2 separate regions of the Homo sapiens genome follow, and region 2 is linked to region 1. A link is a loop called in an ENCODE intact Hi-C map of the cell type or tissue named here. Cell type or tissue: dorsolateral prefrontal cortex. All regions are shown on one strand. Links, peaks and the distances in the headings refer to the core of each region. The heading gives the core; the rest is flanking DNA. Region 1 overlaps PEX5L (peroxisomal biogenesis factor 5 like). Region 2 overlaps PEX5L (peroxisomal biogenesis factor 5 like).

Region 1 (15,378 bases), core at 4,702-12,701:
TGGGTTGGAACAAGAATTGGTCTAATGTCACAATACTCTTGTCAGCCAGTCATGTGAGTGCTGTTGATTTACCAACAACAGAAGTGATACCAGTGGCATGGGAATGAAGTGGAGACTTGGGGCTATATTTCACAGGTGGTCATTATATAGCCAGCAAAGAAACTCTGTGGAAAAGATGCTCTCACACAACCAGGTAAAGTCCCAAGAGGATTCCTTAGAGGTACTCCCCTGATAGGAGCCCCAGCAAATGCACAAGTACAGTGAACAACCAGCCAAATCACTCATGAAGTCCCAGTTGCTCTAGGATTTATGCATTTAAAAACACTTGGTGGGGTTGGGGGGAACACTGAGGAATAAGTGTAAATGACTTGAAAGAAAAATGTGGAACTTTCTTACCTAAAAGAGCATATATCACAATAGCCAAGATATAGAAGCAACCTAAGTGTCCATCAACAGACAAATGGATAAAAAACAATGTGAGCCTGAACAACAGAGTGAGACCCTGTCTCTACCAAAAAAAAAAAAGAAAGAACTGTAGTTCTACAGTTCTACAGGAGACTATAGGGGACTACGCCTGTAGTCCCCAGCTACTCAGGAGGCTGAGGTGGGAGGATCACTTCAACCCCAGGAGGTCAAGGCTGCAGTGAGCTGTGATGGTGTCAGTACACAGCCTGGACAACAGAATGAGACCCTGTCTTAAAAAAAAAAAAAAGAAAAGAAAAGAAAATGTGGTACATATATACAATGGAGTACCATTCAGCCATAAAAAAGAATGGCATCCTGTCATTTATAACAACATGGATGGAATTGGAGGTCATTATGTTAAGTAAAATAAGCCAGGCACAGAAAGACAGACTTCATATGTTCTCACTTGTTTGTGGGAGCTAAATTTAAAACAAATGAACTCATGTGAATGGAGGGTAGAATGATGGTTACCAGAGGCTGGGAAGGGTAATGGGCAGGGGAGGGGGGTAGGGAACTGGGGATGGTTAATGGGTACAAAAACATAGTTACATAGAATGAACAAAATCTAGTATTTTATAGCATATTGGGTGACTACACTCAACAATAATTTATTGTACCTTTTAAAATAACTAAAACAGTATAATTGGATTCTTTATAACACAAAAAAAGGATACATGCTTGAGGTGATGATATCCCATTTACCCTGATGTGACTGTTACACACATCACATACGTGTATGCCTGTATGCCTGTATCAAAATATCTCATGTACCCCATAAATACATATACCTATTAGGTACCCACAAAAATTAAAAATTAATTAATTAATTAAAAGAATAAAAGAAAAACTATATATAGATAAGTATATATTATTATTTTGTGGCGGAGGAAGTCTCAGTAATATTCAGTTCTGGATAGCATTCATGATATTTTGCTAATGCAACAAATATTTATTGAGTATCTACTCTTACACTAAGTACTGGGGATGTGATGACGAATAGTCTCCGATTTTAGTAGATCTGCAATCTACATAGTCATTAAAATGTCTCTCTCCTCCAAATACTCTGTCCCTCAATGGGCCAGGCAATCTCATAAAATTAGAACAACCATCTCATTAAAAGTAACTGTCTTTTCCACAAGGAAATCATAGCTAAGTGAGAACACAGGACATTGATTCAGATCATCAGACTCTGGGCTGTAACTCGTGCCCCCGAGGTCTGCCTGAGCTCCATAGCCCCTTACTCCCAGAACCCCATACCCACACTAACCCCACATAAGCCAGTCACACCCTGTGGCTTTTGATGGGGCATTTTGTCCTTCTAAGCACCTATGGAGACTGAAGGCCTCCACTTGATCTACTCTTAAACCTTAGTAACATCATCAACACACTAGCTTATTTGTATCTATCAAATTTAAAAGATTTTATGACAATCTATGCAAGTAAAATTGCAACAAATAACATCTCTCAGATACTTCAGATGAGAGTTTAAATTGGACAAATTTTTCTCAAAAACAATTTAGCTACACATTTCAAGGGCTTAAAAATAGCTCATAACCTTTAACCTAATAAATCCCTCTGGGAGTCTATCCTAAGGTAATAAGTACATGCAGCAAAGATTTGTGCATAAGGCTTTCACCGTAGTTTTATTTATGATAACAAAAACTTTAAAATAACCTGAATGTTCATCAATAGGGGATTGAGTAAATAAATATAGCCTATCCATGGGAATAATTTTAATAACATAGAGAAATCACAATATAAAACTAAGCGAGGCCTAAGCTACAAGACTGCCTATGTAATATGTGCCTACTTGTTTAATTTATATGCTCATAGAAAATACCAGTTATTTATACATCCTGTATTCTTTAAATTTTTACAATTAAAAAAAAATCTTTAACTTTAAAACATGCATGCTCAACAGGGGCAATATAGCCCCCAACAGGCAAAAACTGGTTCAGGGTGAAGGCAAAAAAATTCTTAGCTATGACAATGGTTTGTAGTTCTCCAAAGGGCCCTAGTAGGTAAACAGATATACAGTATGTGGGATTCATATTTCGGGGTATGGGTGGTAGCACTTAGCAAAAACATGTCTAAAGAATCAGTATTTTTAAAATCTTGAGGGGAAACTGTTGAAACAAAAAGAACAAAAAATATCAGAAGAAAGCAAACTCAAAAATATTAGTGGTCGTATCTCGGTTGTGGCATTACAGGTAACTTTTTGTATCTTTTTATATTATTTAGTATTATCTAAACTTTATACAATGAAAATGTACTATATTCATAATAAGGAAAAGCAGAAATTTAAATTTAAAATAAATAATAATTAATCAAAATAAATAAATTTAATTTAAAATTGTTTATTATGCTTTAAGTTCTGAGATACCTGTGCAGAACATGCAAGTTTGTTACATAGGTATACACGTGCCATGGTGGTTTGCTGCAGCCATCAACCCATCATCTACATTAAGTATTTCTCCTGTTGCTATCCCTCCCCTAGCCCCCGACCCCTCAACAGGCCCCAGTGTGTGATGTTCCCCTCCCTGTGTCCACGTGTTCTCATTGTTCAACTCCCACTTATGAGTGAGAACATGCGGTGTTTGGTTTTCTGTTCCTATGTTAGTTTGCTGAGAATGATGGTTTCCAGCTTCATCCATGTCCCTGAAAAGGACATGAACTCATCCTTTTTATGGCTGTATAGTATTCCATGGTGTATATGTGCCACATTTTCTTTATCCAGTCTATCATTGATGGGCATTTGGTTTGGTTCCAAGTCTTTGCTATTGTGAATAGTGCTGCAGTAAACATATGTGTGCATTTGTCTTTATAGTAGAATGATCCTTTGGGTATATACTCAGTAATGGGATTGCTGGGCCAAATGATATTTCTGGTTCTAGATCCTTGAGGAATCACCACACTGTCTTCCACAATGGCTGAACTAATTTACACTCCCACCAACAGTGTAAAAGTGTTCCTGTTTCTCCACATTCTCTCCAGCATCTGTTGTTTCCTGACTTTTTAATGAGAACTTATTGAATGTGAGAATGAGAAGAGAAATCAATGGCTCATGCACTGGCCTTTTTCTGTGTTGCAGGGATATTACTTTCACACTGAAAACCCCTTCAAGGACTGGCCTGGAGCATTTGAAGAAGGCTTAAAAAGGCTGAAGGAAGGGGATCTGCCAGTCACCATCCTGTTCATGGAAGCAGCAATTCTTCAGGACCCTGGAGATGCAGAGGTGTCATTCTCCCTTCATTCTGCCAGACTCAGAAAGGGCATGTGCTAACAAGGGACAGATAACACAGAACTCTGCTGGGTCAGCTTTTCATCAAGTAAAGGTTCCCAGAGGAGTTAACCTAGCTTAGTCTACTTGTTTAAAAGTTACAAATAAGTACCCGTTTTCTAACCAAATTTCTAATTGGCAGTGTTTACAGTGCCTATAAATAAAGATTGGGGGCAGGAAAAGAAAAATCAAAATTACCAACCTGAAGGCTTATCAGTAGTTTTCTTTTTTTGAGACAAGTCTTGCTCTGTCAACCAGGCTGGTGTGAAATGGCGCAATCTCTGCTCACTGCAACCTCCGCCTCCCAGGTTCAAGCGATTCCCCTGCCTCACCATCCCTAGTAGCTGAGATTACAGGTGCCTGTCACCACGCCCAGCTAATTTTTGTATTTCTAGTAGAGACAGAGTTTCACCATGTTGGTCAGGCTGGTCTCGAACTCCTGACCTCAAGTGATCCACCGGCCTTGGCCTCCCAAAGTGCTGGGATTACAGGCATGAGCCACCGCGCCCAGCGGTAGATTTCAAGGGACAGTATATAGCGGTAGTTTTCAAGGGACAGTATATAGTGATGTCTGGCTCTTGTGTCACACTGTACATCACCCTTGGTTTACTCACGCCACATTTATTGAACACATACTATGTTCCAAAAATTAGACCAGGTCCTGGCTTAAACTATTAAAAGCTGAGAAAACATATCAGGTGGAAAACATCTTTATGGTCTATCTGGGAAAACAAGTAAAAACATCAATGTAGTGTAATAAATGCAATGTCAGAGTGTGCACAGGATGCTGAGAGACTAGAAAGCATCCAGCCTTTCTGCACAAGTGAAGCCAGGGTGGGGGCAGGAATTAAAGGCAATAGGGGAGTCAAGTTTTTGTTACAAGAGAGCGCTATGTGGGTAGGCAGAGGGGCATGAAGCATCCTGTTAAGAGGAAGAGGGGAGGAGAGAATGGTAGAGGGAAGGCAAGAAGAGATAGGCAAGAATTTGAAATTCATCTGAAAGCCATGGGAAACCACTAGGGGCCTGTACTCAGGAGAGACATACCAACAGATTGCATGTTAGAAAAACCCCTTTCTCCGAGATGAGAAGAGTGATTAGAGACAGAGGCTGGGAGACCACCAAAAAGCTTCTGCAGTCCTAATCCCCTAGATTCCTAAACCTGTGAAGGCCTATCATAAGATAGTGTCAATATAATGGTTTCTTCTTTCATTTGTAATTTTCAGGAATCATCATATAAAGAATATTCCCAAGGGAATCTGCAGAAATTGTAGCGACCGGTATATATACTGGTGCTGAGAATGCAATGTAGAATAGTGGTTAAGCATCTAGGCTGTGCTATCCCAACTGCATAGGTTCAGATCCCTGTTCTACCTGTTAGCCATGGGACCTGGGGCAAATCAGTTAAACCCTCTAAGTTTCAGTTTCCTCATCTGTAACATGGAAATCCTAATAGTAACTATCTCATTGGGTGTTGCAAGGATTAAATTAGTGCACACAAATAAAGTGCTCAGCTCAGTGCCTGGCACATCAATATTTAGCCTTCATTTTTATTATTGGTTGTACTTTATGTAGGAAGAATGAGTAAACTGATCACTACTTAAATCTTGTAATATCTTGTTCAAAAGGCTTACAGTGAAATGGGGTTGAACTGAAAGCTGAAATTCTGAACCAAAATATTAGAATTTTTAAAAGATAGGCCAAGCGTGGTGCCTCATGCCTGTAATCTCAGCACTTTGGGAGGCTAAGGCGGGAGGATCAGTTCAAGCCAGGAGTTCGAGACCAGCTTGGCCAACGTGGGGAAACCCCGTCTCTAGTAAAAATACAAAAAAAAAAAAAAAATGGCCGGGCGCGGTGGCTCACGCCTGTAATCCCAGCACTTTGGGAGGCCGAGGCGGGTGGATCATGAGGTCAGGAGATCGAGACCATCCTGGCTAACAAGGTGAAACCCCGCCTCTACTAAAAATACAAAAAATTAGCCGGGCGCGGTGGCGGGCGCCTGTAGTCCCAGCTACTCGGGAGGCTGAGGCAGGAGAATGGCGTGAACCCGGGAGGCGGAGCTTGCAGTGAGCCGAGATTGCGCCACTGCAATCCGCAGTCCGGCCTGGGCTAAACAGCGGGACTCCGTCTCAAAAAAAAAAAAAAAAAAAAAAATTAGTTGAGTGGGATGGCTCATGCCTGTAATCCCAGCTACTCGGGAGGCTGAGGTGGGAGAATCACTTGAACCAGGAGGCGGAGGTTGCAGTGAGCCGAGATCGTGCCACTGCACTCCAGCCTCAGTGACAGAGCAAGACCCTGTCTCAAAAATAAATAAAATGAAAGATATATTCTCGTTGTAGAAGAGGAAATTATTACACTAATATGAAACTATAGGCCACCCCCTAAAAATAATAATGTCATCTTACATAAATGCTATGTATTTTACAAGGCGTTTTCAAATATATTACATTATTTGACACAACAGCCCTGGAAGATTTTTTTAAGGACATATTACGATCTCAGATTCATAAATAAGAAAATGAGGGCCTGTGGTAACTAACAAATTCCAGACAAGGACCCAGGGCTTCTGAACCTATGGAGACCTCAAAGTTAAAGTAATAACACTGCAGACAGTGAAAATGACACCATGGCCAAAGGCTAGAAAAACGTCCCCAGAGAAAGACTATTTCATCAATCTTTTCTTAAGAAGCATTCTAAGATATATGAAAGGTGAAATCAAAATAGAGGTTGCTGTCTGTATGTTTAAGAGATTTAAAAGAATCAAGGATATTTGGAGGGAGGAATAATCAGTATTTTTATGAGTTTATAAGGTATATGTAATTATAACCCATGAGAGGAAAAGCCAAAACCATTCAAATGGCACTTTAAGATAACTGTGCTTTCATAGAGTTTTGTTTTAAAACGGTATAATCTAAAATGATGTTTGGGGAGTGTGTAAGAGTCTTTGGGGAGTGTGTAACTCTCCCAGCCTTGGGAAGGAGAGTTACACACTCCCCAAACATTTTTAAACCTTAAGACCCTAATATACCTCCACCCCCAGCAAATTTGAAGACAATGTGTGTAATGAGAGGTTTCTGCTTGTGTGTATTACTCTTATAACAGTGTGAGAGTTATTGTTCTTATGAGTATACAGAGAAAAATTTGCTGTGTTAAAAACTTTAATTCTAGATATAAAAACATAAGCTATCTGCTTGAAGATGTTCTTCATATTATTTACAATAGCAAACAATTGCAACCAACTTAAAGCAATAAGGGAATTGTTGAGTAAATAATGGAATAGCCATTCAACAAAATCCAAATTAAAAATTACAAGGATTTTGTAAAAACATGAAAAAGGGCTTAAGGTACGATGAAATGTATAAATGTAGACTATAAAATTATGTCTACATTATGATTGTGTTATATGTTTTGTGCATTTTAACAGTGATTACCTTAGAGGAATGAACACATCATGGGAGATTTTGTTTGTTTTGCTTTTCCTAGTTCCTAAATCTCCTGTGAATTCTTCTAGTAAGTGACTTTCATTCATACAAGCTAAGTTAATATTGTACATCTTGAGATTCCTTATTGTAAATTTCATTTAGCTACATTTCTGGGTTATATTTCCACCCCTTTTCCTCACAATCGTATAATTTTATATATTTATCCTTTGGTTTTAAGATACCTAATATAACGAAATCTCAGAAATTCAGAGGTTTCCATCGCACTGGGTTATAGGAAAGGATAAATACTGAACGAATTTGGAAATAATGACAGAGGATCTTGAGCCAGGTGTCACAAGAGAGTTTGAATGAAGAAATGCATACAATATTTTTCCCTTTTATATAGCGCTCACATATGAGACAGCTTGCTCTGCATAGGGGATCCATCACAGGTCAACAAACCAACTGAAGCACATGAGTAATTCTGCTTCATCTTGCAATGTTAACATCAGTTGTCTTTCGTAGGCATGGCAGTTCCTCGGGATAACCCAGGCGGAGAATGAAAATGAACAAGCAGCTATTGTCGCCCTCCAGAGGTAAAGGAAGCTAAGTGCAAAATCATGGGCCTGGTGGATACTTGTTAATGAACTTCCTGTTTCAGATTTGTCTTTTGATCTTTACTGAAGTACAGTGTAAAGAATTTGTAAAGGATAAGTGCTGAGATACCGCATATCACTCACACTTAGCTCTGAAAAACAACTTAGAATGAAGTCATGTTCCTAACAATGTCTTACTATCTACAAATCAATGGACATTCACTGGCACCAGAGAAAGCCTGTGTTAAACCCAGTCATAAAGTAGACTCATTGAATAAATAGTTCCTTTTAACGTTTTAGCCTTCTGAAACATCTGAAAATATTCTTCAAAAAAAATAAGTGGAGTACTGACTAATGGTCTGGATGACGTTGGAGCAGGAGGGATGGGAACAGTGGGTGTGTGTAATATTACACCCTACTTGACTAGAGCTCCTATTTAAACCCTGGAAAAGTAGCCTCTGCCAAATAGACTTCCACTTTCCCTACCTTTTATTTTGAGTGCCTTTAATATAGTGCTATAGGAAGAGAATATATATGTGTGCGTATACATATGCACACACACACACACACACACACACACACATACATTCCATATGTTATATGTATGGTGTTTATATGAATGTACATACATAATGTATGTGTATAAATCCTATAGCTTTGGAATATCAGATTGTAAGAATTCTAGACTCTTGCAATTCTAGGGCTTTACAATCTTGGAATCCTAGATTTCAAGATTCTGTTGGTATTTGATGAAGTAACGGTGCCTGGGGTGTGGCCCTGCGTTCAGAGCCTTTTCCTACAGATGAGAGAATTGGGGATCAGGAAAGGTCAAGGTCACACAGAGAGTATGTAACAGAGACAGAACTTGAACCCTCATCTCCCAACTCCACATCTGGAGCTCTGAGTCAGTGGTTCTTAACCCTGTATACACATGCACATTAGAATCGTTTGGAGGGGAAAAATAATGCCCAAGCACAGCCCAGAGATGATCATTTAATTGATCAGGGCTGGGAACCAAGCAGCAATAGTTTTAAAACTCCCAGGTGTTTGTAATGTGCATCCAGAATTAAGAACCTCTCTACCCAGTGCTGATAATCTGGGAGATTAGGCCCACCACAGAGTGGTATTATGTCCTGCCTAGGGCTTGCTCCTCAGAGTCTTATCCAGAGACCTCATCATCACCTGAGAACTTGTCAAACCTGCACAATCCCAGGCCCACCCCAGTAGACCTACTGGATGAGAATGAAGATTTTATAAGACACCCCAGATGATTCACATGCACTTCAGTTTGAAAATCCCTTGCTAGAGGCCAGTGGAATAGAATGAGGGGGAGTAGCTTTAGCCTGTGTCTCCTGTAAACCCACATCAGTAGTTCTGAAAACACAGGAATTTCCCTCTCCTTTGCAAAAGACTGTAAAATCTTTCATATCTAGATGTCTACATTCAAGTCAGTTCTCTTTGGGGATAATAGATATTTAATATATTGGTAGTAGAGGCCAGGTGTGGTGGCTTACACCTGTAATCCCAGCATTTTGGGAGGCTGAGACAGGCGGGTCACTTGAGGTCAGGAGTTTGAGACCAGCCTGGCCAACATGGAAACCCTGTCTCTACTAAAAATACAAAATTAGCTGGGTGTGGTGGGCATCTGTAATCCCAGCTATTCGGACGCTGAGGCAGGAAAATCGCTTGAGTCCAGGTGGCAGAGGTTGCAGTGAGCCAAGATCACACCACTGCACTCCAGCTTCAGTGACAGAGTGAGACTCTGTCTAAAAAAAAAAAAAAAAAAAAAAAAAAAAAAGCAGCATTAAAATAATGATATCCCCTATTTCTCATGAGATCTCATTAGATTAAGCACTAATAAATCATGTGCAGGGATAAGCCACATAGTTTTAAAGCTACTTATTAAAATTACCAAACCTAGCAATCATTAGGGTAAGTTTTAACTTTCTTAAAAATATGCTGAGGTCTCCATTTTTATGTGGATAAATATGGTGCTTTCCAGGAACTTGACATAAGCAAGCTTACCAATGCTTTTGCAGTATTTAGTTAATAAAGACCCCCCACATTTTCTGAAGAACTGTTAGATTGTGGCTCAAAAAAAAATCTGAAATTGGCTTCTTTTTTTTTTTCAGGTGCTTAGAATTACAGCCCAACAACTTAAAAGCTTTGATGGCCTTGGCTGTGAGTTATACTAACACTGGCCATCAGCAGGATGCCTGTGACGCTCTGAAGAATTGGATTAAGCAAAATCCAAAGTACAAATACCTTGTGAAAAGCAAGAAGGGATCTCCAGGCCTCACCCGGCGGATGTCTAAGTCCCCAGTTGATAGGTATCCTTCTCGTTATATTACAGCTGGCAGTAAACACCCATATATACAATGAATCACCTAAAGGGCAACTAATGAGCCTCACACCCTAGACACCACCCACTCCAGAATGGTTTGCAGGACAGTATTCTGCTGGAGGAGCATCACTCGTTAGAAAGATTAATGCTTAGACCAGGGCCAACCTTCGGGCACATGATCTACATTGTGGGCACTCACAGACATTTATCTGAGTGCCACATTTTAAAGTCAAATGCTTTGGACACAGAATTCACCCAAGGTGAAGTATAATAAATACCAATGCTCCAAGTTTTATCCAGCCTGAGAATTAGGAATGGGGAAAATGAAAGTCTCGTCTTCTAGAAATTTTGTTTTCTTTTTTTTTTTTTTTTTTTTTTTTTTTGAGGCGGAATCTCACTCTGTCGCCCAGGCTGGAGTGCAGTGGCACAATCTCGGCTCACTGCAAGCTCCGCCTCCCGGGTTCACGCCATTCTCCTGCCTCAGCCTCCCGAGCAGCTGGGACTACAAGGGCCCGCCAACACGCCCGGCTAATTTTTTGTATTTTTAGTAGAGACGGGGTTTCACCTTAGCCAGGATGGTCTTGATTCCCTGACCTCGTGATCCGCCCGCCTCGGCCTCCCAAAGTGCTGGGATTACAGGCGTGAGCCACCACGCCCGGCCTAGAAATTTTGTTTTCTATCAGCAATAAATCCTTATGTTAAATCCTTATTCACTGAGGCCTTGGGAAACTTAGCTGTGGGGTTTTCCACATTGGCACTCATAGAGTCAACAGAACTCGCCTCGTGAAGACCTTACTTAGCACAGTCTGTATCCGTGTACAACAAAATAGTTCATGAAATTCAACCATATTTTAAAACATTCAGCATTAATAGTCCTCTCATTGAGTTAAGGTATTTTAAGCAAAATTTTCCAGTCTGTAACGAAGAGACTTCTTGAAATACAGTCAAGGGATTTAACAGTAAATCATTTATGTTCTGACTATTTGGATTACAAATCTAATTTTTTTTTTCTCTTGTAGCTCTGTTCTGGAAGGGGTGAAGGAATTATATCTGGAAGCTGCCCACCAAAATGGAGATATGATCGACCCAGACCTGCAGACAGGTCTAGGGGTTCTGTTCCACCTGAGTGGAGAATTTAATAGAGCAATAGATGCATTTAACGCTGCCTTAACTGTTCGGCCAGAGGTAAGACAGCACAGCACAGCAAGAAACCACAGCGTTCTCTGTAACAAATAAGTTTTCACAGGCTACACCGTCTACATTTCTTCTGCACTTTATTTCCCTGACTCCAATGGTTTAAAGTGATGGGTACTAATAATAATGTGCTACTGTGGCTGTTAATATTGAAATACCTGAAATACAAACACTAATATTGAAATACCTAAAATAGAAACACTAATTGATGTTGTTGATGACAACATCAAATGGTAGCTGTTCATTGACGAGTGAAAGTCATTTGACAAAACTGTCCGTGAAGATTTTTTAGTAATTCACCTGGCCATGGTCTCCATCCATGAGCACTGCATAAATTTTTAGCCATCTTCCTTTCTCTGCAGAGAAATACAGGAATGCTCTGTCATTGTGCCTTGTACTGGGTTGTTAGAAAGTTCTGATTTTGTCATCAGGACTATTCACTATGGAACCGCCTCGGGGCGACCTTGGCGAACGGAGACCGCAGCGAGGAAGCCGTGGAGGCCTATACGCGAGCACTGGAGATTCAGCCAGGATTCATCCGGTCCAGATACAACCTAGGAATAAGCTGCATCAACCTGGGCGCCTACAGGTGAAGTACAGCAACAGGCCAAGGATGAAGGCCATGCCCAGGACTGAGGTCGAATAATCTGAAAGGTTGTTTCCAAGTAAAAATGCCTGCCTTGGTAGGAGTATTCCTCCTCCTGCCGTTAAGGGTGAATGTGGAGCCTTCAGATCCCAAGGCCTGTTTGAGCAGGAACCCTGTGCTTCTCTGGTTCTCAATCTTTAGAGAGCAGCAGTTGGCTCCGCATCTTGGGAAATGCAGATTCCCAATTCCTGGCCCCTGAGATTTTGATTCAGTTGGCCTGGATTAGGACAAGTTATCAGCATTTTCAACACCCCCAAGGGCAACTCTTCAAGAAATAGTACCCGTCAATCTTTCATTTTCCACTTAAGGAAAAAAGAGCCTTGGGGGTGTGGGCAAGGGGACCTGGCAAAATGACTTTCAGAAAGTCCCAGAATCAGTGTTTAGCAAAGCAAAACTAAGAGTCCAGGTTTTCTAAACCTAATATACCAATCAAGTTAGTTGGGAGAAAAGAAAAAACACAACTGGGCTTATAGTTTAAAATGCCTTTCTCATTCTCGTCCTTCGTCGTTAAGGTCTGCGTCCTCTCTTTCTTTTTCCCATTACCAGGGCCTAGAAATGACCTTTATTTCTTTCAGATAATGAAAGTATGGGTAATCTTTTTTCTTCTTTCTTTTCCCATTTTTTCTATTTTCTAAATAAACCGGTATTACTTTCATAATTTGGAAAAAGAACTAAATGTTAGTTTTGAACCCCACAAAAGATGTAAACCCTTTCTCATTCTCTGAAAGAGCCAGGCTTTAATAATCAGACAAGCCTGTGTTAAAATCACAGCTCTGCCATGTACCGGTTTTGTGACTCTGGTCTATAATTTTTAGCCTCAATTTCTTCACTTGTTAAAAAAAGAGAGAGAAAGAGGTAATGATTATTTTTCAGGATTTTGTACAGGTTAAATGTAATTGCCTAGCACAGAGCAGATGCTCAATGCCTAGCAGGCATTTATTATGATGATTATTATTTTTGCCATCATCATCCTTATTACTATTATTTATTTAGTAAGTCATCAGAGAACTGTATAACTAGATTTCACTCTTTTGACATCTAAAGAATGACTGCTTCTGAACTGCATTGGTGCATTTTGCCACTGGCAAACATTGAGATCCTAGAAAATAGTTGTTGCACTGTACGAAAAAACTCTTACAAAGAGCATTAGTCACTAGATTAACTGTGTCAAGAGAATTTTCTCAGATCAAAACCAGGAAGAGCTGAATGACTCCTTACCAAGCGGCTTGCTTTATTTTATGGACACTGTGAAATGTGCCACTGCAGAGGCCCTGTTTACATCAGCTGTGCAAAAGCCCAGAGCTGACTCTGTGCCACCCCCCTACACATCAGCTGTCCAAGCCCTGCGGATGTCTATTTTGTATCCTAACTTCATTCCTGGCTTCATCTGATTTTCCCGGCCAGATTTCCTATTTACGTCTTTCATTCACTTTTTTTCTAGATATGTTGTGTATATGTATTTTATGAGACACCTTAGATTCCTTTTTTTTTAGAACAAGGGAGATGTAAAACAAAATACATATATATATATAAAACATATAATGTAATTGTTATAATTGTTCTTACAAAAGAAATATATAAATATTACATACATTTTATATATATACTATGTATATTTTATATATTTTTTTTCAATTAAAGGAGGCTTTTATAAAGCTCCTAGATGAGTTTTTCTTAATTATAACTTCTTAGGGTTAGAAAACAATAATTGAGTGGCCAATAAAATACTTTCTTGGCATTCACAGATACAAAATTCAGCAGGGTTACTGTTTTCAGGGACCCATGAAGGCTCATGACAGGTAAAAATGGCCACCTCCGTTAAGGTGTAAATTTTAAATCCTCAAGCAGAAAGTCTCCCATACTGGAACAAGTCAATTTTAGGGTTGCCAGATAAAACACAGAATGCCCACTTAAATTTGAATTTCAGATAAACAACAAATAAGTTTTTAGTGTAAGTATTTTCCAAATATTGCATGGGATGTTACTGTACAATTGGCCCACCATATCCATGGGTTCCTCATCTGTGGGTTTAACCAACTGTGGATTGAATACATTTCTTAAAAAACACAACTTTTTAAAAAACAATATAGTATGACAAATACATAGCATTTACATTTTATTAGTTATAAGTAATCTGGAGATGATTTAAAGTATATGGGAGGTGTGTGCAGGCTATATGCAAATATTATGCTATTTTATACAAGGGACCTGAGCATTCTCAGATTTTGGTATTCTCAGGGGTTCATGAAACCAATCCCCCACGGATACCAAGGGATGTTTATCTGAAGTTCACATTTAACTATGCATTCTGTATTTTTATTTGCTAAATCTGGCAACACTACTCAGTTGGCTACTTTGGAACGTATCGACTAAGTTTTGTGGGTCTTTTATTGTCATGCCAGGTGGGGGAAATCTGAGAAGTGGTAAGAATTTTGTGCTTTTTCCTGAAAAAAAAAAAAAAAAAAAAAAAGACCATCGAGTGAGACGTAATTTTTTTTTTTGAGATGGAGGCTTCTGTCACCCAGGCTGGAGTGCAGTGGTGCAATCTCGGCTCACTGCAACTTCTGCCTCCCAGGTTCAAGCAATTCTCCTGCCTCAGCCTCCAGAATAGCGGGGATTACAGGCGCCCACCACCATGCCTGGCTAATTTTTGTATTTTTAGTAGACACAGGGTTTCACCAGGTTGGCCAGACTTGTCTCAAACTCCTGACCTCAAGTGATCTGCCTGCCTCAGCCTCCCAAAGTGCGGGGATTACAGGCATGAGCCACTACACCCGGCGAGAGAGAGACATAAATCTTAAATGAATTCTGAAAAGAAGTATAATTTGAGGTATAAGTGCATACTCAGGAAATAACAACCCTCAATAGAGAAAGAGCTCAAAAGGAAGCGAGGAGCTGGTTTAAGTACTTTCAACTTCACAAACGTCTTGGGACCGCTCCCTCAAGAACTGCAGGTGTCGGTGTATGTAGCTGTAACATTTGCTGCTTGTCATCACATTTTCCATAAAGAGTCAAAGGCAAACACTACCCTGGTACCATATACAATTAAAATAAGGAGAGGAAATTGTTGGTGTGAAACTTGGCTTTAGCTCTAAATGTTACACCTTTGTCAATAGAGCTCCAGACTACAGCTTAGACCAATGAGTCTTAACCTTTTCAAAAATGAGGACTCCTTTGGATGAAAATTTCATCCTGCTTGATAGTAATATTTTTAGTGTGAGTATAATGAGGGAAAGCTATAACGTGATGCTTTTAAATGAATGGGCTTTTTATTAATCATGACAATATACACAAACATTTAAAATTATTTATACATACATGTGTGAAACATTTGAAAACTATTCACACATATATATGTACAACCTTCTGAGTCCCCCAACAGGACTCTGAGTTCACAAGCAGGGGAGCAGGTTTAGACTATCTTTATGGGGGGA
Region 2 (15,378 bases), core at 4,840-12,839, 210 kb before region 1:
ATATGTTGCTTTAGCAGTCATTTGGCTAACAATGGAAGAAAATACGGCCTGTAAGCATGTTTTACAAGTGAAATAAAGTGCCCTGAAAAATTGAATTAGAAATTTAGAACATTTCTTGTTCTAAAGGTGTTCACCACTGTTTCTCCTTGGACTGACTAGACTGGCCATTTGAATAAGCATAGAAAGAATGATGAAGATTTAAAAATTACCATTTTGCAATCTCCAGAGTAAAAAGTGACTCAAATAAGAATGATCAATGGATGTTAAATCTGAGGAGGAAGGCAGTATGGGAATAAGGTATTTACATAGCATCAAAATGTCATCCATAAATTACAAAAGAAAAAAAGGAACTTTTCAATGGCTAAATTGGATAACACCTTAACTAAGTCATCAAAATCAACATCACCAATAATGGACAGATGGAGCATGTGCCTCTGGACATGATGCTCTGAAAAAGAGACAGCGTCACTCAGGTAATAATCATGCCAAAAATGCACAACCTGAGTCTAATTATGAGAAAACAGACAAACCCAAAATAAAGGCTACTCTATAAAATAAGCAGATTGTGTTTTTCCAAAATATCAATGTCATGAAAAAACAAGAAAAAGCTGAGAAGCTGTTACAAATTAAAAGGAGACCAAAGAGATATGACAACTAAATGCAATATATAATCCTAGACTGGATCTTGGGCTAGGAAGGAAATTGCTATAAGGACACCCTTGGCACACACTATTGACCAGAACTCATATATGGACTTTTGATCAGTATTATTTTTGTTTTTACATTTTTGAACTGGATGACTATACTGTGGCTATGTTAAAAAGAAATCCTTGTTCATAGGACATACACGTACTGTATGAAGTGATAAAAAGCATGGTGTGTATATTTAATAATCTTATGTGTATGCATGTGTGTGTGTATATATACATAGAGAGAGAGGGAGGGAGAAGGAATGAAAGATAATGATAAAGCAATACAGCAAAATATTAAAAACTGCTAAATCTGGGGAAAGGGTTTATGGGAGTCCATTGTACTCTTTTTGTAATTTTTCTGTAAGCTTAAGAGACTATTTCAAAATAAATAATGTGTTGGAAAAAAAGTACATTGGGGCACTGGCAGACTTCTAGATCTAGGCTAGGGGTGAAGGGTCCAGGGAACAGGCAGGGGCAGAGCCCAAGTCAAGCCCTGAACAGGTCAGTGTGGACCCCACTGCTGCCTTCACAGTACAAAGAACAGCAGAGCTTGCACCCTGACTCAGCAGGCCTGAGACACTGGTTCCGCAACTACCCTGCTGCTGCTGCTGCTGCTGCCCACAGAAACCCCATGTTACAGCTTCAATGGCTGCCCTTACTGCCAGGATGGACTCTCTACCATGGCTACTTGTCTGTGTCCAAAATCCTATTTCAAAATGGAGGGCAGATACGGCTGATTGGTGGAGCTGAGCCACACGTTCATACCGGGGCTCCAAGATAGTCTGTAAAAGTGCATATTGGCTTCTCACCAAGACTGAGAGTGTGGGCAATTTCCCAAATGTAGAAAGAGAGTTTAGATTTGGGGAAGTTTTTTTTAAGTGAATGTCCACCGTAACATGTTCAGATATTGCTTGAATGTAAAATAGACACCTTGGTCTCTATCTTGATTGACTAGAGTCCAGCCTGGCTTGAGAGATAAGAGTTGAAAGGAAATAATTCTCTTTAAGCCTGCGTTTATTTAGTACTACCTGCCATTAGAGACAGGACTGTAAGAGAATATGGTAGAACTAGCTTATATTGGCTTATTAAATCATGTAGCAGAGAAGAGCAGAATGGTTCCTCTATCATTGATCAATGTCCATCTACTGCTCACTCCTTTTTGAGATATTAGAAAGAGCCATATAAAGAGTTTAGTAATTAATTAGGGAATTAAAATACATATCATATACCTTAATGATAAGAACATCTTTTTCCTCCATGTGCGGGAATTTACTGTGAAATATTGGGCACATTCATGTTTCATATTCATGCAAAGGATGATGATAATCAAGATGCCCTGTGCATTTGAGTCATTAATATTGATATACAGTCTCTTATATAACCCTTTAGGAAGATTTATGTAAGACAAAAAGAAAGTCTTCTTAAGCTTGAGGAAAGATTAAATTAAAATGGAATCTTGGAGGTATAAAGGTCTTTAGAGTTCACATAGCACAACTTGGTCATTTCACATGTGAGGAAACTGAGGGCTAGGTCTTGATGGCTCAGATTTCTTCAATTAATTGCCTATTCCCAAATTGCAAAAAAAAAAAAAAAAAAAAAGAATGCTGAAAGGCTTTTGATGACATTCATCATACGTCGCTTAATAATTCCTCACATTTGAAGAGGGAACAAAACATAGTGCTTAAGAGCTTCTGCTCCAGCATAACAGCCCCAAGTTCAAACCATGGCTTCACCACATAGTGTCTATGATTTTGCTTGAACTTATCCTCCCTAACCCCCGCTTTCCTCACCTGTGACAGGGAGATAAGAAAAGTACCCACACATTGTGATGACTTCATAAGGACTAGATGAGATAATGAAGGTATAAGGGTCTTAGAATATAATAATTTATCAATTATACTAGCTCTTATGTTTTTATAGAGCTACCAAAATGTTTCTTAACATACTATCTGTGGAATAAAGAGTTTAGCCACGGCGTGCCTGTTATACCTGTTGTTCACAATAGTGGCAGATGCTTACTTTTCTTGTTTTCTCACAGTTCTAGTTTTTTTTTATTTCCTCGTCCTCAATTCCTTGCCTTACATACGCTCTGAATGTTTACTCATCCGTCACTATTCCCTTCAAATGTTACCCCCTCAGTGAGTGCTGCTCTGCACCACCACCCCTCTCCCAGCAATGCAGAATTAAGGATGTTTTTCTTGATGCTTCTTTAGCAGCTTACATGCATTGATAATACAATACCATAATTAACATATAGCTTTAATTATTTATTTTTGTCAGTCTCCCCAACTTCTTGTAAGCTCATCTGTGGCAGTGACTTTATCCAATACATCTTTATATTCTTGGAGACTAGTAGTGCAAAGTATATACTCTTTACATAGTACTTATTGAATGAATAGATGACTTGATGATTAAATGAATGAATGTGAAATACTCAGAAGAGTCCTTACTGTCCTGAGTAAGGACTCCAAAGTGCAGTTGAGATGGTCTCCGTGATGCTAAGATACACACAGCCTCAGGATCTGGTCTATTCCCATGAGCTGTGGAAACAAATGCATATCAAGTGAAGTTTCTACACACTTGAAATGAAATCAATTACAGGGAAACCTTATAAACCTTATAATTAGATTGCCACTGTAATTAACCAACACTCCACTGTCAAAGCAGTCTACGCAGTTTAATGGGTTCAACCTCTTTAAATCTGGAGGACAATTTAGGACTGCAGACTTAGAAATATAATAGATTCTTCTAATGGTTTCTAACTGTATCTCTAACCAGCCAAGATCATGTGGAATTAGAAGCCATTCCTCTAAAGTTCTGGACACCTCTTCACCACTTCAGCTGGTTGTCAACAACAATTTTGATAATAATGCTAACACACACACCCCTGAGACAACTGAGGCTATGACAGAACGTTATGATGTCGGAACTGCTGTCGGAGGCTGTCATTTGCTTATACCCTGTTGTAAGGGTTGCTTATACCCCCAGCCCTGACCTCCCCAGTTACACATGCATGCACATGTGAGTTCTCTCTCTCTCTCTCACACACACACATGCAGCTTTTCACATCAGATCCAAGGAAGGAGCTGTACTCACAATGGTCATACAATGGTCATCCAGTGGACTTGTCTATTTTGTGCACCTATCTGAACCATGGGTTCCTTTTATTCTATTTTTTTTTTTTTTTTGAAACGGAGTCTCGCTCCATCTCCCAGGCTGGAGTGCAGTGGCATGATCTCAGCTCACTGCAAGCTCCGCCTCCTGGGTTCACGCCATTCTCCTGCCTCAGCCTCCTGAGTATCTGGGACTACAGGCGCCTGCCACCACGCACGGCTAATTTTTTTTTTTTTTGTGTGTGTATATATATATATATATATATATATATTTAGTAGGGACGGGGTTTCACAGTGTTAGCCAGGATGGTCTCAATCTCCTGACCTCGTGATCCACCCACCTCGGCCTCCCAAAGTGCCGGGCACAGTTACTCTTATATGTGAGCCCGAAATACGGAGGAGTGATTCTTCCCATTCAGTTACAGGCTAAGAAGATTCAAAAATCCCATGTCAACACAGAGGTCTTTCTAAAAGGAGACAAGAAATACCAGTGCCAGTGACATGTACTACCTTTGTGCAAATAATAAAAATGTACCCTTTCTGGGTGGACCAAATATACAAAGACTGTGTTTTTTCCTGGGGAACACAATCCCACACCCAGGCACACACTTGGTATGTGAGGTAGAGGGTTGGATTTCAGACCTGAATAGTGCCCCCTCACCCAGACATCTTTGCACAGCCAATCTGCACAACCATAGGCATGGCTTTGAAGGGGGTCTCCTCTACCAAGGTGCTAGGTATGGCTCTGAAGGGGGTCTCCTCTACCAAGGAGCTAGGTATGGCTCTGAAGGGGGTCTCCTCTACCAAGCAGCTAGTCTCTCCCTCTCTCTCTCTCTCTCTCTCTCTCTGTGTGTGTGCGTGTGTGTGTGTAGATGAGTGGTGAAAGGTGAATAAATTAGCTCTATTTTACCAAATATATTCAAACACAAATTGGATGTGTTTGCTAAGGCTTTTATAGAGGATGGTCTCTTTAAAGGCTTACTGGCTTTCCTTCCAGCTCTAGGATTCTATTATTATCAGGCCTCTAATTAGTGATACAATACATCTGTGAGTGCTTGGTCAGGGCCGATTCCCCCAGTTTACTACTAACCATATAATGGAAAATACATTTTAAAATTTTGCTAACATCGAGAAGCTTGATATTTCTTACGAAGCCAAAGATCAGCCTCTCCTAATTCTTCAGAGGACGTGCTGTTTGGGAGCATGCTGCCGTATGTCTCCTCATTCTGCAAATAAGACATTTTCCTGTAAAGCTATCCCTGATATAGCAGATTCTTATTTGTGATATAATACTGATATCTCTGCTACAATAGTCACTTTTTGTGACAGTGAGATGTTCGTAAAAGTTAATCTTTAGAGTGCCTCAGTGAGGTTGGCAAAAGATAGATATTTTATCTCTGTCATGCTGATAAAGAGAATGCAGCATACAGGTTGGACCACCTCCCCCAGACTTCCTTGTCAAATCAATTGGGGACTGAGGAGTAGAATCTGGGTCTTCTGTTTTTCACTCTATTGCTTGCGCCTGCATAGCAAATTCAGGCCATATCTCCATGTCGGTACCTCAGCCGCTGCAAAATGACTCAACTAACAGGAGATAAAATGATTTTGCAAGTTTTCTGGACATTGCGGTGGCCTTGGAGGGTAGAAATCACTGATGCATTCTTTCTACCACTTACTCAACACAGATGTAGAATCCAAATAGCTTTACCGATACTCTGCACTCAACACCTGTAACATTTATGCATGTAATACTCTGAGAGCCCCTTTGTGTAGGATGGAGTGCACTTGCTTAGTGGAGTACAGAACAGTCACAAAACACCCATCTTTTATGCAGAAATCCCCTCTAGAATCAGAAATGCCCAGAAGGCCAGAATAATATTGAGGCTATGGGATTAATCGGAGCTCAGAAGCCCAGTGTGGAGACACTTTTCAAGATCCTCAATATTATCTTGATTGTATGTATAAACCAAGCTGAAATATCCCCACTCAAAATTCTATTACTTACCTAAATATTTTTATGTTTTATTTTGTACTTTGCTATTGTAAAACATTCAACATTAATAAGGTAGTTAACCAAGTGTTTCATGTATTACTTTAATGTTTTAACCTCCTTTAAATTAACCCCTCTTTTAAATACAAGACTTTACTTGAGAAAAATCCGTTGCTATTTATTTGAGGGAGTTCTCTTAATTTCTTATGATCTTAGACATCCATTTATGCAGGAAGAGAAAACACCAGCTTTGTTGAAAGGAAACTACTTCTAAATGGCAGGATCAAAATTATTGTGGAGGAAATATGCACAGCTCTTATTTTACTAATCTCAATTCATATTAAAATATCTATTTTAAATGGAACATTTGTTCCCTAATGTCTTAAAATTAATTTTAAACTTTCAATTAATTTAGGAGTGTGGAAGGACTAAGAAGTAACATTATAAAAATCAGAATGTGATAGCATTGATCAAATTATTCAATGTAAAATTAAAATACCAAAATAAAAATCATGTTTTCTTTCATAGCTGATTTTGTTAAAATTAATATTTTAGAAATCAACTCCTAGCACATTCATGTGATTATATTCTGGTTTCAGAATCAATAAGTAATAGAAATTAAATGTTCTGTGTTATATCAAGGAAGCATTACTCCCATCTTCTATTTTAAGAGTTAAAATACATGTGTTTTTGGGTCTCATTTGTCCAAAATTGTTATTTTACCTGTGGCTTATACTGCACATTATTCTGGTGTTTTAATAAATGCTTAAACAGATAAAGAAATGTTAAAGTAACTAAGCATCTATGCTCATCCTCAATATTTGTCCACAAACCAGTTACATCTCCCCAACTTAACACCAGTCTCACTAACTGACTACCTGTACCTGTTCCAACTCAAAGTCAACATGTTCAGATATGGACTCACTGTCACCACCACCAACTGTACCAACTTCCGTAAGGCCTACCTCTTCCCCTATTTTTCTGGATTGTGTAATAGCACCACCATCCACTCAATTACCTAAGTCAGAAACCTGGGAGTCATCCGCTCCTCTCTCATATCATCCTTTTATTTGAAGTCCTTTCATGTTAAGCATCATCTATAATAGTGTTTCTAAGTGCAATCATCTTTAGAATCATTGTCTAGAATGCTCGTTAGAAATGTAGATTCCTGGACCCCACTGCAGCCCTGTTGAATAAGGCTCCCTGAGAACGAGGCCTGGGACTCTGATTCCACAGTTGAACTTAATGCACACTGAAGTATGAAAAACACTGGCCTCCACAATAATATATGACTTATAAGCCCTACTTTGCTGTTTTCTCATCTACAATGTCCTCATAAGAACTCCAAACTCTAACCTTACTAGATTTTGAACATGTCCCCAAATTGGACTTGTGCCTCCATGCCTCTGGCCTTCTCTAGTGATGTTCTCTCTGACCGGGTCACCCACATTCTCACCTACCTGGCCGATCCTTGCTTATCCTTCAAAATCCAGCTGAAGGTATCACTTCCTATAAGGAGTCTTCCGTAAACCTCCAGGGCTGGGTTAGATGCCTTCCTCATGTTCTCATAGCACCCTGAGCCTGTGCAGAACTCTGTCTCAGCTCCCCTTACCCTACTTCTTGGTGGGGTGGTTCTCTTGGCTGTATCTTGTTCATCTTTTCAACCCTGGTACCTAGCACAGAGCCTAGTCATGGTGGGCAAGCAATACATGTTGGATTAAATAAAGAATTGTTGAACAAATTCATCTTTTAATTAGCCTTAATTAGTCTGCTTGGTTTGATTTAAACTTCTGAAGAGTCCCATAGACTAGTATAGATTAAGCATTTTATCTAGCATCTTTGAAGATGAAATTAAATTATTATGAAAATGAACTATTCCCTTTAAAAAATCAATTATTCTTGAGTAATGCATTCAAATTCCTGTCTGATTTTTTTTAAGGCAAGTGTGAAGAACAAAAGAAAGAATATAAGCCAACAGGCAAAACACTTGGATCCCAGGCCTGTTTCTGCTCTAACTTGTATATGACTTGGGAAACATCACTTTATCTCTGTGGGTTTCAGTTTTCTCATTCACATCACAAAAGGACTGGTAGAATCTGAAGCTTTTCCCAGTAAAATAATTTTATTATTCTAAACTAAACTTTAATAAATTAACATTTTGAGATAGTACTTAATGTAATAAAAAAGCAATTTAAATAGTATCTAGAGTTTATCATGTGTATAAATCTTATATATAAGATATATGTAAAATAGGATATATGTGTAAAATTAGATTTTATTGGGGGAGAAGCTGTTGATCTAACTTTACGATAAAATTAGACCAATGTTATATTTATTCTACTTTTTCTACTTAGTTCTAATATTTTGTTGTATTGGTTTAAATTTTTATTTTATCAATTAATTGCATGATTTGCTCATTATATGAAATGATAATCATCTGTTATTTATCCCCATGGATTATATAATTGTAAGCGAAATGAATATCATGGCGTTATTTGACTGAGAAGATTATTTTCATATTTTTCTTCTGGTTTTGAAGACATGGGGGAAATTTTCGATGAGATGTTAATCCAAGTTGTAGCAATTCCTACCTGTGTGACCTTAGACAAGTTTCTTAATCTCTCTGACCATCTCAAATTTGAAAATTGAAGTGTACATTAATTCGTTAAGAAGCCTAATTGTTTGATTTCTGACTCTTGTCGATAAGAACATTCACAGATTTGTTGCCAAGTTTTAATACTGGATTCTCTGCTTTAGAAATATCCTTATATTATTGAGGGGGGACATTATCCAGTTGATAAAGATTATCTCATCAAAACAGAGACCACTACTTCCCATCATTTAAAATTCTACAATAAGGTGATCATATGGAAATTATACCCTCAAACTAATTAATGGGATAAGTTAGTTGCAGTGGGAAGTATTTCTGTTTCCTTTTATCTCTCTGATTTCCTCAGTCCCAAGGAAATACAAATATTTTCATTGACAGTTATATTAGATGCAGAATTGTGAATTGCCTTTGGTATACCCACTTAGAGAGAATTGAAGGAGGAAATATGATGATAAATAAAAATGGGAAACTAGAACCTCAAGGTATGCTTCTACCTTAAATCACTGAAATTGCCTGTTTGCACATTTAAAATGAGGTATCCTCATAAGTCAGAAGTAGAAACCAGAGGCTAAAATTCCAACCAGAGCCAGGAGCACACTTTTATAGAATGTTAGCAAATTTAATACCTTGGGACAGTGAAAGTTCTTGGCAAACATTGATTTACTGGAGATCAGAAAAAGTTGGTTGACTGGGAGGAATATTTATGCATTTATATATGCATTCTTTAAGTAAGCACGATTATATGAGTAAATTACAGTCTACAGAGAAACATAAAATCCCAGAGACCTGGAGTTCAAATTATTGACTTTATTTCCAACTGTGACCCTATATGGCCTTAAACCTTTATGATCTATTCCATGGCCCTAAACACAGCCTACAAGACATTACCCTACTGAGCAATGGAGAAGATTGTTTGGCACACTTCCTTCACACGTTCCACTCCTTTATGCACACAATTAAAATAGACACCAATACACGGAGCTAGAAGAAATGGATTTCTGCATATTGACCATTCACACCTGATTGTGAAATAAAGTTGATTGTATTGATTTCTGTGGCTCTATGATGCCTTTAATAGAGTGGCCCGAAAACTCTAGGCTTGCTGTTCTGGATTTTAACAAACAAACAACAACAACAACAAAAAACAGACAACTTGAACAAATTGAATCTGCAGCAACCTTAGAGAGCCATCTCAGAGGCAGGGGGAGCCCTTTGAGAAGCATAGCAACTGGATGTCACCCAGTAAGACAGGCAGGCCTGGGTGAAAGGCTTCGTGTGAGCTGTCTAAATGTTTACCTCAAGCTTTCTGCAAATTCGTGTGTGTCATTTTTCATTTCAGAGCAGCACCCACTCTCCTATTAGAATGAACAAGGTTCCCAGGCCAACAGAAGCTCTTCCCCTCTCTAAAAACGAATAAAATGAAAGGCAGGTTTGGAAATGACTTGCACAGCCATAAATATTGGCGCTATCTTTAACATGATTTTCACTTCAAAAAATATGTTTTCATTTATAACATAGTTTATATTCATAACTGCATTGTCAAGTCAGAAGGACTGGCCATATCACCAACCAAGGCACCGACTGTTAGTTACTTGTCATCAGCCGGTTAGTGGTAAAGCAAGACTATGTTGCATTCTGTGTTATTTCTTTTAGAATATTCTTACATGAGATATTCACTGGCTAAAATGGTTCCAGCCCATTCAATAGAAAGGTTAACACAGACCTACCAAATGATGGAAAAATTGCAAATATAAAACTAATCGTGACATAATATATATGTATAAAAATATTATATGAAACAACGTATGTTTTACTTTTGTTCATATGAGGTATATGGTATATATTAATAGATGAGGAACCAGAACACTGCCTTTGGTGGGAAAGGATGTTCTAATGTAACGTATATGTTCCATTCAGTTCCTGACACACTGTACAACCATAATAAATAGAAATTGCTGAAATCCACTTTGCCTTTTGGCTATACTCCCAGGAAAGCTTATCTGATTTCCAAACTGTGGGTGCTAAAATAAAATCTGAGAAACACAGAGCAGAATAAGAAATAGATCTCTTCAGCATATCTGATATCCACCTACCCTGAGTCCTCATTCTTCATCTTAATTTTTCTTTATTTTGAATCGTGATTCCTTTCTCTGAACCTCAACCTTTTCTCAGAAGTGCTTATCCAAGTCATGTTTATAGAAGTAAATACTTATTCATTCATTCATTATCAAATATTTTTTAGCATCTTATCTTCTTACAGAAACAAAGCTTTATGATATTCCCTCTTATTTGGGAACTTAAAAGTTAGCTGAAAAGACACAAACTTATGTAGGAAGATCAGATTTAAATAAAATAAAGAAATAAATAATTTTTATAAGGAAATATAATTATATATAAAGTATATGGAAAATGGGTATTTGAAAATATGGCTCAGTTGTACATGAGTGACAGAAGTACACACTCAGTTTGAGAGTAAATTAATAGGTCATATGTATAGTGTTTTGAATTAAATATTGAAAGATAGTCCCCAATCAAATAGAATGGTTTTTAAAATCTCTATTAAAAATGGCAACTTTTCACATAGTTCACACTGATAACGGCTTTAAAATACATTTTAGGAATGTATAAGAGAGAGAAACTTGCAAAGGCATCCTGGGGCTTGAATCTGTAATCCATATATTCTTTTTTCCAGTGTTATTTCAAAACCTAGATGTTATGTGAGGAAAATGTCCCTTTCCCAAAACAGCAGAGAGAAAATCATAAAAGATATTTCCGTCTGGGGATGTGTAAACATTTAAGTTTGGTAAACAGCCATTTCAAGCTATTCATAAGTCAAAAATATGGTGGCGTAGTGGTTCTCCCGATTTCCTTTAGACCAAAATTTAGACTCAAATCTGTAAACAGATCTTTTTTTATTTTATCATGAGACAGCAATTTACCCACTAGAGAAAATCTTGTATAGATGTTAAGCTAGTATAAAATTTCATCATGAAAATATAACTTCATAAATAAATATGATGTGTTAATGAACATTACTCACTCTTTTTACATAAAAAGTTAGCAATAAAATATGAAATTAAATACTTGGATTCATGAATCTATAATGCTCTGTTCTTTAGGATTCCTGTGGAATTAAGTATGTTTATTGACAAAGCAAATGATCAAGAGCATAAATGGAAAGCTATTTACATTTGCAAGAAATGTTCAAATATAAATGCAAATAAATCAGCTAAATTAATAAGTAGGAACATTTAAGAATAACACTTTACAACTAAGTATAGATTTACATCAGAAAGGTAATAAAATCCATCTGCAACCCTGTCTGAGTTCTTGGAAGTTCAGCATCATTCACTTCATGGGTGAAGGTCAAGGTCAGGCATTTATTGAGAGCACTGTCACCTCTGGAGCCCCTCTGGCTCCAGCTGCACTGCTGGTACATGTCTACTTCTTTTGTGATAAAAATCAGCAAGAATTTTCTGTATTGTTCATTCCTGCGTGATAATTGAACCAGGTATATTCAAGGACAAATTAAACAACCAAATTAAAGGTCAGTTGCAGAGATAGGTGAACTGTGTTAGTACCTTGTGAATCTCATCTATTTTAAATTAGAAATTTCTTAAAGACAAGGGCATGATTTTAAACATTCACATATATAGAGAGATAGATATATAAAAATATTTCATAGCACTGAGCTGACATCCAATTAATAGGAGGCTAACTTAAACATTAGAGATAGCAGTAAGGATTTAATAAAACTTTAAGTATTATGATATAATCATTGATCAAAGTCATCCTTCCCCATGGTATGACCTAGCCACATTTTTCTGGAGATAAGATTAACACATTAGAATAAAATTAAGGATAGAATTAAAAACAGAAAGATAAGATATTGAGTGTTGGTGGTGGTGGTGGTGGTGGTGTTACAGCACTTACTTCTCTTTGTGGAAAAGAATGTTTTTTCCCCAAATCAGTCATGCTCACTTGTTGTGACCTAAATCACTATCAGCCATTATTTCTCTGTCTCTGTAGTTTAAACCCAAATATCCCATTATGCCTTTTCATAATTTCATGTGTTGATTATTCATCCTACTTTTACACTTTTGTTTATTTATTATACATTATATATAATATATTAAATATTATATATTATATGTTATATATTATTATATTCTATGAAGTACCTCCTATGTATCAAGACAAAAGTCAAGAAAATTAGTTTCAAATCTCTTCTATCATTGCCCTTCATTCTTCTGACTTAAGTCTTCTCTATAGCTTGGCTTCCTCACCAATAGTGAGGAGATTAATATATAGAATGGTCTGAGGCCCTCTCTAACTCTGAAATTCTAGTTCATGAATAACCATGGCCATCCTCTCAGTTTGTTTATTTTGTGAATTCCCAGAAGTCCATGAAAACACTAAGGAACAATTCACTATAATTAGACATCAGGGATACTGCTTTGTTTTAGTTTTTAATAATATACAATGATGATAATTTTAAAGACTCTCTCACCATGTAAGACAATTATGGATGTTTCTACCATGAATGGAGTCCTCAATAGGAAACATTTTTCTTCTGTTATACTAAGAGCATGACATTAGAATTAAAACACACACACACCTCGTTTTGGAGAAAACAAGTTTTCTATAAAATATAATTAAAATTTGGTAGCTCGTTCGCTAACTTAGCAGAGGTGGGATTTGAACCAGAAATTTGGCTCCAGAGTCAACTCCCTTGTATACAATATTATTTAAAAAATGTGTTTTAAACATTCATCAAATGTTAGCAGGAAGGGATACAAAGATGAATGAGGTGTGGTTCCTGTCCTCAAGGGGTTTACGGAGCCAACCCATCTTCCAGCAAAACATTTCTCTAAGGCTCTGCTAAGGAATGAGACAGAGCCCTTTCTGCCGGTAATCCCCACAGCACTTCATCTGTTTCTTTCTCAGAGCACTTTTACAAGTATGTTATTGCTATTTGTGTTTACCTCTCACATTTCTTGCTTGAAAAGAATATACCTTATTCATGTTTATGCTCTATGTCAGTGCTGAATAAAATGGTTCTGCAATAACAGAAATAGGTACTGATGTTTACATGTAGCAAGCATCTTATGGTAAGTACAGTGCAAGGATGAAATAAAAGCCTTTGGTGAAATAGCTGCAATTGCAAGATCGAAATCACCATAATAATCCCAATTCAGATTTCGGGGTTCGTTTGTGGTTTTTCTTTGTTCCTCTGCTAGAAAAAAAGAAAAAATTTAGTGGAAAGAGACTTGCCTTATTTTTTTTCCAGTAGTATTATACATATAAAATAGAACACACACTTTTTATAATGAATTTTAAAACTGTTTTTATATGACTTAAAAGTTTAGCTTCTTTTACACTACTTTCCGTGGTTTATTTTGTTTTTCCAAACAATTTTCCAGATTTAAACTTTAGACATGCTTTATAGAGACTAAAACTCTAAGCTTATCTTTAAGTTTTAATGAAAGTAATAGCCCTACTTTCCTGTAACCTGGGAGTTTTGTGTCTGCATTCTTTTTTTTTTTTGAGTCGGAGTCTCGCTCTGTCACCCAGGCTGGAGTGCAGTGGCGCGATCTTGGCTCGCTGCAAGCTCCGCCTCCCGGGTTCACGCCATTCTCCTGCCTCAGCCTCCGGAGTAGCTGGGACTCCAGGCGCCCGCCACCACGCCTGGCTAATTTTTTGTATTTTTAGTAGAGACGGGGTTTCACCGTGTTAGCCAGGATGGTCTCGATCTCCTGTGTCTGCATTCTTTAATCTCTTCTTGGTATTAAGGTGATGTGCATTAGACATTGTCCCTTAATTGAAGCACAGAATTCAGGATAGTTCCTTCCTCAGCTAATAATTTTCTAAGAGAAACTAGTGACATGACACAGAAAACATAAAACACATTTCATTAATTTTCATTCTGCTTTCATACTCTTCAAGGGCATGAGCATGGATGCATTACTCCCTTTCCCACCCAATGGTGCCAAGACTTCTCAATGCCTTCAGTCCATACTTGTAGTTATTGCAGTTTGCAATGGAATATGACAAACAGACATGCTAAAGAGGTTCAACAAAATTTAAAGGGCAATGAAAAAATTAAAATTTGATTTTTTATTATGAAAGTCACACGTGTTCCTTGTAGAAAATTTGGACAAAAAGAAAGGTAGAAAAAAGTTAAAAATCAGTCATAATACAATCATTATTATTTTCTTCCAGTTGTTTTTCCTGCATTCTTTCTACAAGTGGAGGTGAATACCCTCAGGGAACTATGAAATACAAATTACATTTTATCCCTATTGTTTGAGTAGTAATTACAATAGCTAAATTGTCTCGAATGCTTACATATACCAGGCGTTCTACTAAGCATATCACATACAAACTTCAGTCCTCTCTGGCAATGCCATCAATTCTAAAGAAATGTTTTGTAGTTCCAAGCCATAGTTGAAGACACCAGATAGAGTCACAACTAATTTGGATCACTTGTGACTATGGAGCCCTTAGTCACAAGTGATCCAAATATTATAGAAAATAAGTATTTAAATGACAAATTAAAGATTAAAACATTGGTTTAAGGAATTTGTTTTGTTTTGTAAGAGAAGTAAGAATTTTAAGCATGGTAAACTTGTATATTGCTGTTGCCCAAATATACTCTTTGCCATCATTTTGATTTACTGAGACCTAATCTGGGTATGAGAAAAACGAAGTATTGAGAATTTTAAACATACACTTGTGTGCACACACATGAAGACTTATATGTGTTGCATTTAATGCTTTAACATTACAAAAAGTGTCATGGGTAATACATTGCTAGGGCATATTATTAAGAACCAATTGTTTATAGTTTTGTACTTGTATAAAATAATCTGTGCATGTTCAGTTTTATAAACGTAAATGCTGATTTACCCAAGACAGCAAAACTGATCACTTTTCCTAAAATGAATTCAATCCAGAAAGAAATACTGCTAC

Evidence for each region. Hi-C counts contacts between places; a loop is a spot of excess contacts. Peaks named below come from ENCODE experiments on the same cell type or tissue, not always from the same donor. Only the 100,000 strongest peaks of a DNase experiment are listed, where the experiment ranks them.
Region 2: it touches region 1 in a loop (19-fold over the local background); 5 of 110 quality-filtered maps call a loop at or near these places.

Annotation. Positions count from the first base shown.
Region 1 is chr3:179,804,183-179,819,560 of GRCh38, reverse strand. PEX5L (peroxisomal biogenesis factor 5 like) reads left to right here. Exons shown (of 15, transcript NM_016559.3): 10 at 3,557-3,700; 11 at 7,690-7,760; 12 at 9,893-10,090; 13 at 11,124-11,289; 14 at 11,730-11,887. Among named protein-coding and RNA genes, the nearest start is that of PEX5L-AS2, 86 kb to the left of the region's middle. RefSeq lists an enhancer at 7,900-7,949. In dorsolateral prefrontal cortex, for the core only: CTCF peaks have their summits at 7,564 and 7,765 (motif pointing left); a DNase peak (open chromatin) is centred at 7,720; H3K27ac peaks cover 2,021 bases.
Region 2 is chr3:180,013,047-180,028,424 of GRCh38, reverse strand. The region is part of intron 1 of PEX5L (peroxisomal biogenesis factor 5 like); the gene reads left to right. Among named protein-coding and RNA genes, the nearest start is that of PEX5L, 16 kb to the left of the region's middle. RefSeq lists an enhancer at 13,571-14,070. In dorsolateral prefrontal cortex, for the core only: CTCF peaks have their summits at 9,408 and 9,609; a DNase peak (open chromatin) is centred at 9,634; H3K4me3 peaks cover 505 bases; H3K27ac peaks cover 3,144 bases.